Regions from separate parts of the Homo sapiens genome. Here region 1 is linked to region 2. The links are chromatin contacts, found by Hi-C or POLR2A ChIA-PET in ENCODE. All regions are on one chromosome and are shown on one strand. Each heading gives the region's core, a stretch centred on a gene start or an enhancer-like site at or near the end of the contact. The rest is flanking DNA. Distances are from core to core; before and after follow the strand shown. Region 1 overlaps LINC01992 (long intergenic non-protein coding RNA 1992). Region 2 has its middle 27 kb from the start of LYRM9.

The links. Hi-C counts contacts between places; a loop is a spot of excess contacts on that map. ChIA-PET counts read pairs that join two places held with the same protein, here RNA polymerase II (POLR2A). Pooled maps may share reads with other maps.
Region 1: a map of heart left ventricle shows a loop between it and region 2 (5-fold over the local background). The contact joins two enhancer-like sites. A Hi-C loop is called at or near these places in 8 of 168 maps with a recorded cell type or tissue (A673, aorta, body of pancreas and 4 more) and 1 of 50 pooled maps. POLR2A ChIA-PET finds 5 or more read pairs at or near these places in 3 of 52 experiments (BJ, Panc1 and WTC11).

Annotation. Positions count from the first base shown.
Region 1 is chr17:27,966,746-27,971,512 of GRCh38, forward strand. All of the region lies in intron 2 of LINC01992 (long intergenic non-protein coding RNA 1992), which reads right to left. Among named protein-coding and RNA genes, the nearest start is that of LINC01992, 23 kb to the right of the region's middle. Within about 2 kb of position 1,931, at least 3 of the 41 ENCODE cell types and tissues checked have a DNase peak (open chromatin) inside an H3K27ac peak, as active enhancers do.
Region 2 is chr17:27,917,895-27,922,627 of GRCh38, forward strand. No RefSeq gene overlaps it. Among named protein-coding and RNA genes, the nearest start is that of LYRM9, 27 kb to the left of the region's middle. Within about 2 kb of position 2,850, at least 2 of the 41 ENCODE cell types and tissues checked have a DNase peak (open chromatin) inside an H3K27ac peak, as active enhancers do.

The DNA.
Region 1 (4,767 bases), core at 681-3,180, 48 kb after region 2:
GTTACTTTTTTTTTTTTTTTTTTTTTGTGCAGAGATGGGTTCTCCCTATGTTGCCCAGGCTGGAATACTATTATTAACCCCATTTTATAGACCCAGAAACTGAGCCTCAGAATGGTTATGAAACTTACCTGGATTCCACATCCAATGAACAGCCACACTGGGATTTAGATGAGGTCTAGCGAACTTTAGAACCCAGTTTTGTTTTGTTTTTTTTTTGAGACGGAGTTTCGTTCTTGTGCCCAGGCTGGAGTGCAATGGCGCAACCTCGGCTCACCGCAACCTCCGCCTCCCAGGTTTAAGTGATTCTCCTGCCTCAGCCTCCTGAGTAGCTGGGATTACAGGTATGCGCCACCACACCTGGCTAATTTTGTATTTTTAGTAGAGATGGGGTTTCTCCATGTTGGTTAGGCTGGTCTCGAACTCCTGACCTCAGGTGATCCACCTGCCTCAGCCTCCCAAAGTGCGGGGATTACTAAGAACTAAGTCTTGTTTTTTGTGTGTTTTGATTTGATTTGATTTGATTTGGGTTTTGTAGAGGCAAGATCTCCCTATGTTGCTGAAGCTAGTACTGAATTCCTGGACTCAAGCAATCCTCCTGCCTCGGTGAGGTCTTATTTTAATAACAGCAGGTCTGGGTCCCTAAAGGACTCTCTGTGACATATGCAGTGATTGGTGTTGCAAGAAACACCAAAGGTAAAGGCTTAGAGTAGCCCCATGAATAGCCAGATTCAAACTCCAACATCCTGGTACCAGGATCTGAGCACTCAACCTGGTCACATAAACTCGGCATGCAAGAGAGAATCAGACAGTGTTTCCCAAAGTGTGTTCTATGGAACCCTCCCCCCAACCTTCTTTTGTTACACCAAAAGAAGGGTTCCACAGTCCAACAGGTTTGGGAAACATTATATATTCTGATTCCTATCTAAAGATTTATAACACTCGTTAGCAATTTTTTTTTTTTTTTTTGAGATGGAGTCTCACTGTCGCCCAGGCTGGAATGCAGTGGCGTGATCTCGGCTCACCGCAAGCTCCGCTTCCCGGGTTCACACCATTCTCCTGCCTCAGCCTCCCGTGTAGCTGGGACTACAGGCACCCACAACCACACCCGGCTAATTTTTTTGTATTTTTAGTAGAGACGGGATTTCACCGTGTTAGCCAGGATGGTCTTGATCTCCTGACCTCGTGATCTGCCTGTCTCGGCCTCCCAAAGTGTGGTTAGCACATTTTTAGTATGAGGATTTTAAGTATCTTTCAGTAAAGAGATCTGTTTGCCTTTATCTATATCAATGTTTCTCCAGTTTATATAATCCCTGAACCCTTTTATCCTTTTTAGTTTCCGTGGAGTCAATGTTCTGTGGAATAGAGTTTGGGAAACACTGTTTTGGTATCTCTACCCTTGCCTGAATTGGGCCAGGTGTGTCTGCAGATCACCAGCCTGCCAGCTATAACCACCCACTCCATAGGTGGTACCAACAAGGTCAGCAGCATGCAGCTTGGGCCCATGGATCAGAGATTACACTCCTATTACTGGCAGGGGCCCATCTAACCCCTGGAGCCTGCAGCCAACTGCCAACCCAGCCCAAAGCTGACCTCGCTTGACTTGATTCCTTATCTTCAGGCACTCTCTGCCTCCCTGGGCTCCCATCAGAACAGCCCAGAAAGCTGCACGCCTGCTTCCTGCCAGAGAGGACATGCTAGATAGAGAGAGCTGGGGTGACAAGCCCAGCTGGAAAGCAAAGTACTTCCCAAAGCAGCACTTAGCAGGGCCATGTGCTGGGGAATCAGCCTTTGCTTGAGCAGAGGCATCCAACAGCTTGCAAGGCAAAGAAACAAACAGCTCCCAAGCACAAAACGCCTTCACAAATGTACGGCGTGTGAAAGAACCCACCTGTCTCTCTGCCACCCCACCCACCCAGGTAACACCCAAAGCAGCAGCAGCAACTGCGGCCGCCTCCACCCGCAACAGCCAAAGTCATGTGAATGCCAAGAGCCTTTGCTTGTCAGCTCCTAAGGACATTTGGCCTAGCACAAAGCCCAGGACAAGAGATCAAGAAATAGTTATGGATGCAAGGGGCCTAGGACAGGGTGAGGTGGATGTGGAAGTGCCTGTGAAATCAATACAGCCTTCTACTTCCTCTTGAAATTTGCTTTCTCGAGCCTCTTTTTAAAGGACCTGGTATTGTCCTTGACTAAGGATCCTGTATGCACAAAGGTATCTAAAACCACGGCCAGCCTAAGGCATTGCTGATTGAGTCCACATGTGTGTATATTTTATTGTTGGGTACATATAGGTTTATGTGAATGGGGGGAGTCGAAAACACAGGAAAAACCAAAATGCAAGGGGTATTAGACAGCATTGCCTGAAAAAGACACTCATTTTCCATGATTGATGATCAAGGTTGGTATCAATGACTGCTTGCGTTTCCCATCTCCACTGCACCCCTGAATAGATGCCCCTTACCATGAAATTTATAGCCCTTTGCTTGAAATGCTATACTCTACAGTAAGCTAGGACCAAAATAATAACTAGAGGGCAAAGCAATTAACCATTTCCCCAGGCTGAAGTTTCATCCTCTTACTGCCTTGATAATTTACTCTGCAAAGTGGCAGGCACCTGGCTCAGAGTCACTCTCCAAATCTATTCAAAAGTCCCTGAATTCTGCTGAGTTTGGTTTCACTGTATGAACAGGACCAAAAACAATAAGGTCTTTGACACCTTATTATAATTATATTATAATACTAAGTTGTATTATAATTATAACACAACTTAGTTTTCCTCCAAAGCTTCCATTTGCTGGGATGCTAGGAGACAGCATGAGCAGTTTTACTGTTTTCATGGAAGCCTTTGGGGGAGCGGACCAAAAATTACATCACTGTGTGCCATTCCTTCGCCACCACATCTTCCTATTTCCACAGAGATCTTGGGGCTCTCAGGCCCCCAGCCTCAGGGTTCTCATGGAAAAGTTGTGGCCATTCTGAACTTTCAGGGGAAATACAAGAAATGGGAACACCAAGACAAAAGGCAGCCAAAATTATATCACAATCTGTCCAATTCTGAACCTATGATCTTATCATCTGCTCTGACCTCTCCTCGCCCCCAACTGCATCTCCTCCTGTCTCCTATTCAGTGAATGGTTCCACCATCTGCCACTGGCTCAAGTCACAAATATGGGGGTTATCTGGGACTTACCCATTTCCCTCATCACCACCCCCATGCCGTATTCAATCAGTCTCTTAAGCTCTGTCACCCTCTTTTCTCCAGCTTCACTGCCATCACTTTTGTTCAGACCACCGTCTTCTTTCCCCTGGTTGAACAAGAGCCTAAGTGTCTCCCTTGCTTTTAGTCTTGCTCCCCTCTGTCTATTCTCCACACTACGGTGCCACAATGACCTTTCTGAAAAACAAATAGAATCATGTCACTGCTGTACTTAAAACCCCTCAGAAACCACTTGTGTTCACCAGGATAAAATTCTAACCCCAACCTTGGTACCCAAGGTCTTTCATGTTGGCTCCCAGGCCACCTCCCCCAGCCTCTTTTCTCACCACTCTCCCCTTCTCTTACCAAATACTAAACTACTACTAGTTCTCAGGACACGCCATGCTCTTTCATGCCTCTAGTCCTTGCACATACTATTTCCACATTCTGGAACAATTTTTCATCTTCTTTCTCCTGGCTAAGTCCTACGCATTCTCCAAGAATCAGCTAATGCATATCTTCCTCTAGAAAACTTTCTGAAGAGGCAAAAAGCCCCTCCTGCCTCCTTACTGTCCCCAAGCTCTTGCATAAAAACATGCTGTTCCTTCTGTCTTATTCTTATCCTTCTTAAATGTGGCAGGAGGTGAAGCAGACTCCTGAGCAATTCCTAACCCATAGCACCTGAGGGACTATCTCCCTAGCCTCCCTTTCCTCTTTCCTAACAGAACCCCAATGTCTTCGGATATCCACCCTCACCCAAATAGCCCCATGCCTCAGGGAAAGCTGACCTTGCCACACTGATTGGGCTGGGGGAAGGGGAATATATATCTCATTTTTCTTCACAATGATTGGCTCAAGAATGTCATGTGACCCAATTCTGGCCAATGAGTTATGACATTTCTTGTCTCTTAAGAGAGAGTCACTGGAGGAGACCAGGTGTGGTGAGTAGATCATGCCGGTAATCTCAGCACTTTGGGAGGCCGAGGCAGGAGAATTGCTTGAGCCTAGGAGTTCAAGACCAGCCTGGGCAACAAGGCAAAACACCATCACAACAAAATTAAAAAATTAGCCAGGTGTGGTGACACACACCTCTGGTCCCAACTACTCGGAAGACTGAGGTAGGAGGATCGCTTGAGCCCAGGAGGTTGAGGCTGCAATGAGCCAAGATCCACATCACTGCACTCCAGCCACCTGGGTGACACAGTGAGACCCTGTCTCAAAAAAAAAAAAAAAAAAAGAAGGCCGGGTGTGGTGGCTCATGCCTATGATCCCAGCGCTTTGGGAGGCTGAGGTCAGGAGTTTGAGACCAGACTGACCAACCTGGAGAAAGCCCATTTCTACTAAAAATACAAAATTAGCTGGGCGTGGTCGTGCATGTCTGTAGTCCCAGCTACTTGGGAGGCTGAGGCAGGAGAATTGCTTGAACCCAGGAGGCGGAGGTTGCAGTGAGCTGAGATCGTGCCATTGCACTCCAGCCTGGGCAGCAAGAGCAAAACTCCTTCTCAAAAAAAAAAAAAAAAAAAAAAAAAAGAGAGAGTCACTGCAGGAGATGGCCTGTCTTCTTCCTCTAC
Region 2 (4,733 bases), core at 1,600-4,099:
AGAATGCAATGGCGCAATCTCGGCTCACTGCAACCTGCATCTCCCAGGCTCAAGCGATTCTCCTGCGTCAGCCTCCTGAGTAGCTGGGACTACAGGTGCGCTACACCACGCCCAGCTGATTTTTGTATTTTTAGTAGAGACGGGGTTTCACCTTGTTGCCAAGGATGGTCTCGATCTCTTGACCTTGTGATCCGTCTGCCTCGGCCTCCCAAAGTGCTGGGATTACAGGCATGAGCCACCACTCCCGGCCCACATTTTTAAAATAAAAGATATGTTTTAAGTAATTGGCTTACATGATTGAGGGGGCCAGTAAATCTGAAATCTTTTACTTGAAGTCAACTGACTTGTAGATGGTAACCATGTCTACAAAATGCTTTCACAGCAACACCTAGATTCATGTTTGATTACATAACTAGGTACTATAGCCTAACAGAGTTGACTAAGAAAACTAACCGTCACAGAGATCATAACACTACTTTGTATCCTTGAGTATTAAACAAGCTAAATGCTTATAAAGTACTTAGCACAGTGCCTGCCATTTATAGGAACGCAATAGGCAGTAGACTCTTTTCTAACAAGCGTTTGTTAGAAAGGCATTTTCTGTTAGCAGAGGCAGGAAAGGATAATATAATAGCATTCATGCAATGTGCTGGAAACCAGGCTCTATCCTAAGCACTTTATAAATATTAACTGATATTTACTGATTTTATTTAATCCCCCAACTACCCTAAGAGTTAGGTAATCTTATTTAGATGAGGAAATAGTGATCCAGAGAGGTTAAGTAAATTGCCGAAGGTCACACAGCCAGCCTGTGGTATGCCAGTAGGCAAGTAACTGCCTCTCTGAATCAGGCTGCCCATGAGTGGTCTCTGCAGCATGTATTACCCAAGAGAATGTCTTCCCAAGTGTCAACTCCAGTTAAAACCTTGAGATAAAGTGTGCCCTGCCCTATCACTTTAAGGAAAACTCCACCCAATCCCACAAACATGGCCAGATTTAGTTGCCAGTATATTTTTGAAAAATATTTTAGGGTAGAATATCACACCCCCACCACACTCCCCCCTCTACTCCACCATCTCCCCATGATAAGAAAAAGCCAACACCTTTCCATCTAAGAAAACTTGGCGGAGGTCCCTCCCCACACACAAAGAATGGCTGCTTCTACGCACTTCTATCAGGAGCGTCGTACAACTAACGAACTTTCCAAACAAAGAAACAGCAAGTCAGAAATAAAATCATGTGCTAATTGTGGTTTTCCTGGAATGGATGACTATATAATATTCTAATCAAAAAGCTGGAATCACATTTGCGTTTAGACAAGGCTTGTTAGAAAAATACATGAGAATAAAAGGAGGCCGTAAGACCACGGGTGCTTCTCCCAAGGCCAGTCATTACTGCTCAGGGCAGGCAGCCAGCAAGTGGGAAGTTGCCCAATTTTGGTCAAGTCCAGAACTCCAGGGATGCCCCCTTGTGTCCACTAGCTCTCTTAGGGGCCCCCAAATCCTACTTACACTACGGCCACCTAACAGCATTCAGGCAGCTCCCATATCAGTTTGCAGTTAGCGGGAATCCTCTCCCACAGCAGGTGTTCTTTTTTCCTTTTCAAAACCATGCTGGAAATTTAATATTCAGTAAAATAGAGTGCCATGATAATGTTTAAAATCCGGCCAGGTGCAGTGGCTCATGCCTATAATCCTAGCACTTTGGGAGGCCAAGGCAGGCTGATCACTTGAGTCCAGGAGTTTGAGACCAGCCTGGACAACATGGCAAAACCTCATCTCTACAAAAAATGCAAAAATTAGGCAGGGCACGGTGGCTCACGCCTGTAATCCCAGCACTTTGGGAGGCTGAGGCAGGTGGATCACCTGAGCTCAGGAGTTGAGACCAGCTTGGCCAACATAATGAAACCCTGTCTCTACTAAAAATACAAAAATTAGCCAGGCACAGTGGCGGGCGCCTGGCTAATCCCAGCTACTCAGGAGGCTGAGGCAGGAGAATCGCTTGAACCTGGGAGGTGGAGGTTGCAGTGACCCAAGATCACGCCACTGCACTCCATCCTGTACAACAGCAAAACTCTGTCTCAAAAAAAATAAAATAAAAAGAATACAAAAATTAGCCGGGCATGGTGGCACTTGCCTGTAGTCCCAGCTACTGGGAAGGCTGAGGTGGGAGGATTGCTTGAGCTCAGGAGGTCGAGGCTGTAGTGAGCCATGATTGCACCACTGTACTCCAGCCTGGGCAACAACAGAGTGAGACCCCGTCTTGAAAAGTGAAAAAAAAATTAAAAAATAAAAAATTAATAAAATAAAATTAAGAGTCAAGGAATTTCTAACTGTGACTGCTTTTATTTGGGTGGAAAATAATTCCAATGTAACAGGTATGGGATCATAAACATATAGGAAGACACCCCCAGGTGTGACTTCCTCTTGTAATAAGGAACATCTCAAACAGGCCATGGGCCATGCATGCTAGGGTAAAACTGTGATGTACACAAATCTAAACTTGCTAGAGCTTGATGTTTTCCTTCCATCTTTCCTTGCTCCTTCTTGATATCAAATTTTTTCTATCCTCCCCAGAAACGGGGCCCCCGGGTCTAGAGATTGGGATCTTCTGGTTGGGCAATGGCTCCTCTACAAGGCAATTTCAAAAGTCATTCTCTATTCTGTACCAAGTGGTGGAGATTAACATTTCAGACAGGCATGATCCCAGATCCTGAGGATTAATTTGGTAGTGTTTGAGTGATATCTACCGGTTACGCCCTGGGGTTTGGCTGTCTCCCTTGTCTTTATCTGTCAATGTCAGTGTCAAATTAGGGAGAGAAAGAAAATAGGACAAGCCAAGGGCAGCCTTTCTGGGAGTTATGCCAGGCTGGCAAGATGAGGCAGACAGGGCAATGTGCTAGCAGGTCACGACTGGGTCAGATGATAGAGAAATGGGGTGTCTGCAGGGACACACATGGGACTTTGGGTTCAGAGGACTGAGCTAAGGTCAGAAGTTGGGGAGGTGAATTGGAGTCTGTGTTCAGAAATCCATACTGGGTATGATGGTGTGGTCTGAGCATGACAGACAGGCCAGTCACAGAGAGGAACAGAATCAAAATGCAACTCCCAGGCCTGAAGATGGGAAAAAAAATGCAGCGTATGAATAATCGTCACACACATTTCATTCATTGGTTCTTATCCCTGTCAACTCCTTCAGAGCCACAAGGCCCCTGCAGATACTCCTGCCCCACCTTCCAGTCACTTCCAGGCATCCAGAGGGATTCTAAAGGGATGGCCTCACAAATGGCTGCTGTGGCCCCGACGAACACATGCTTCGGCACTGATTGCCTCTCCATGCACCACCTGCCTCCCATGCACCCAGGCAAGGTGCCGTGTGCCCAGATGGCTGCAGTACCCTCTGCCATGCTCACCACCTCTCCCAGGCCTTCCCACTGCAGGCCATGTCTATATCTCTCTGCCTGTGGGCTTTCTGTGGTGACGGGACCCCACCCCCTCTTCACACAGCAGGATGCAGGAGAATTCACAGCCCCTCTAGCTGCCCCAGCAGCAGCCCCCAGCCAATGACTGAAGGAGTTGCTGTAAATACCCCACCTTCCTCATCCCTAGGACAAGGTCAATTGAAGGAACATTTCTACATGGGCCTTCAAGGTTCCCCAGGAAAACTAAGCTACAGTTGACCACAGTGGTAACTTGCTTGATAATGCATGTCTTAATGGCTGCTTTTCCTTCCCTGTCCCACTTTCCTATGTCTTTACTGGTGTTTCCCAATAAATTACTTGCACTTGAATGTTTGACTTTGGCTGTGACAGTCTAAAACATTTCCAGCCTATCTCTCTGACCTCCTACTGTTGATTCTTCACACGGCAGCCTGAGTGGTCTTTGTAAATTATTTATTTATTTATTTATTTATTTATTTATTTATATGAAAATAGAGTAGAGACAGGCTCTCACTATATTGCCCAGGCTGGTCTTGAACTCCTGAGCTCAAGCAATCTTCCTGCCTTGGCCTCCCAAAGTGCTGGAATTACAGGCATGAGTCTCCATGCCCGGCCCTGAGTGTCCTTTGATAATATCAATCAGGGCAGATCACGTCCTTGCTCAAAACTTTCCAAGAATAAAAATGCAAAACACTTCCTATGGACTGTGAGGTTCTGTGCAACCTCTGTGATCTGGCCCCTGCTCTACCTCTCCCTTCACTCCCTCTGCTCCAGCCACAACGGCCATCTCGCTGTCCTTCAAACGCTCTGAGTTCTCTCCTGCCTTCAGTCTCGTGTGCCTGCTTTTCCCCTTCCTGGAGAACTCTGCACTTAGACCTCTGAGGGGCTCACTCCTTGTCAATGTTATTCAAGTGTCAGCTCAAAAATCACCTCCTCCAAGAAGCCTTTTCTGACTACCCAATCTCAGATAGCCCTGTTCTCAACCCCCTGCCCAGTTAGTCTTCAACACTGATGACTACCTAAAGCTCTCTTGGGTATGTATTTGTTGACGTGTTAATTTTATGCCTCTTGTTCTCACCCTGGTGCCTAGAACATTGCCCAACACATAGTAGGCACTTGATAAATATTTGTGGAATGAAGAATGATCCAAGCAAGAGAAGAAGAGAAATTAAGACAATGGCAATAGCAATGGAGAAGAAGAGATCAATTGGGAAAATATATAGGGGAGGGAAGCAGTGATATCAGATGACCTATTAGATATAGAAGGTAAGGGAATGGAGGCTGACACCAAGCT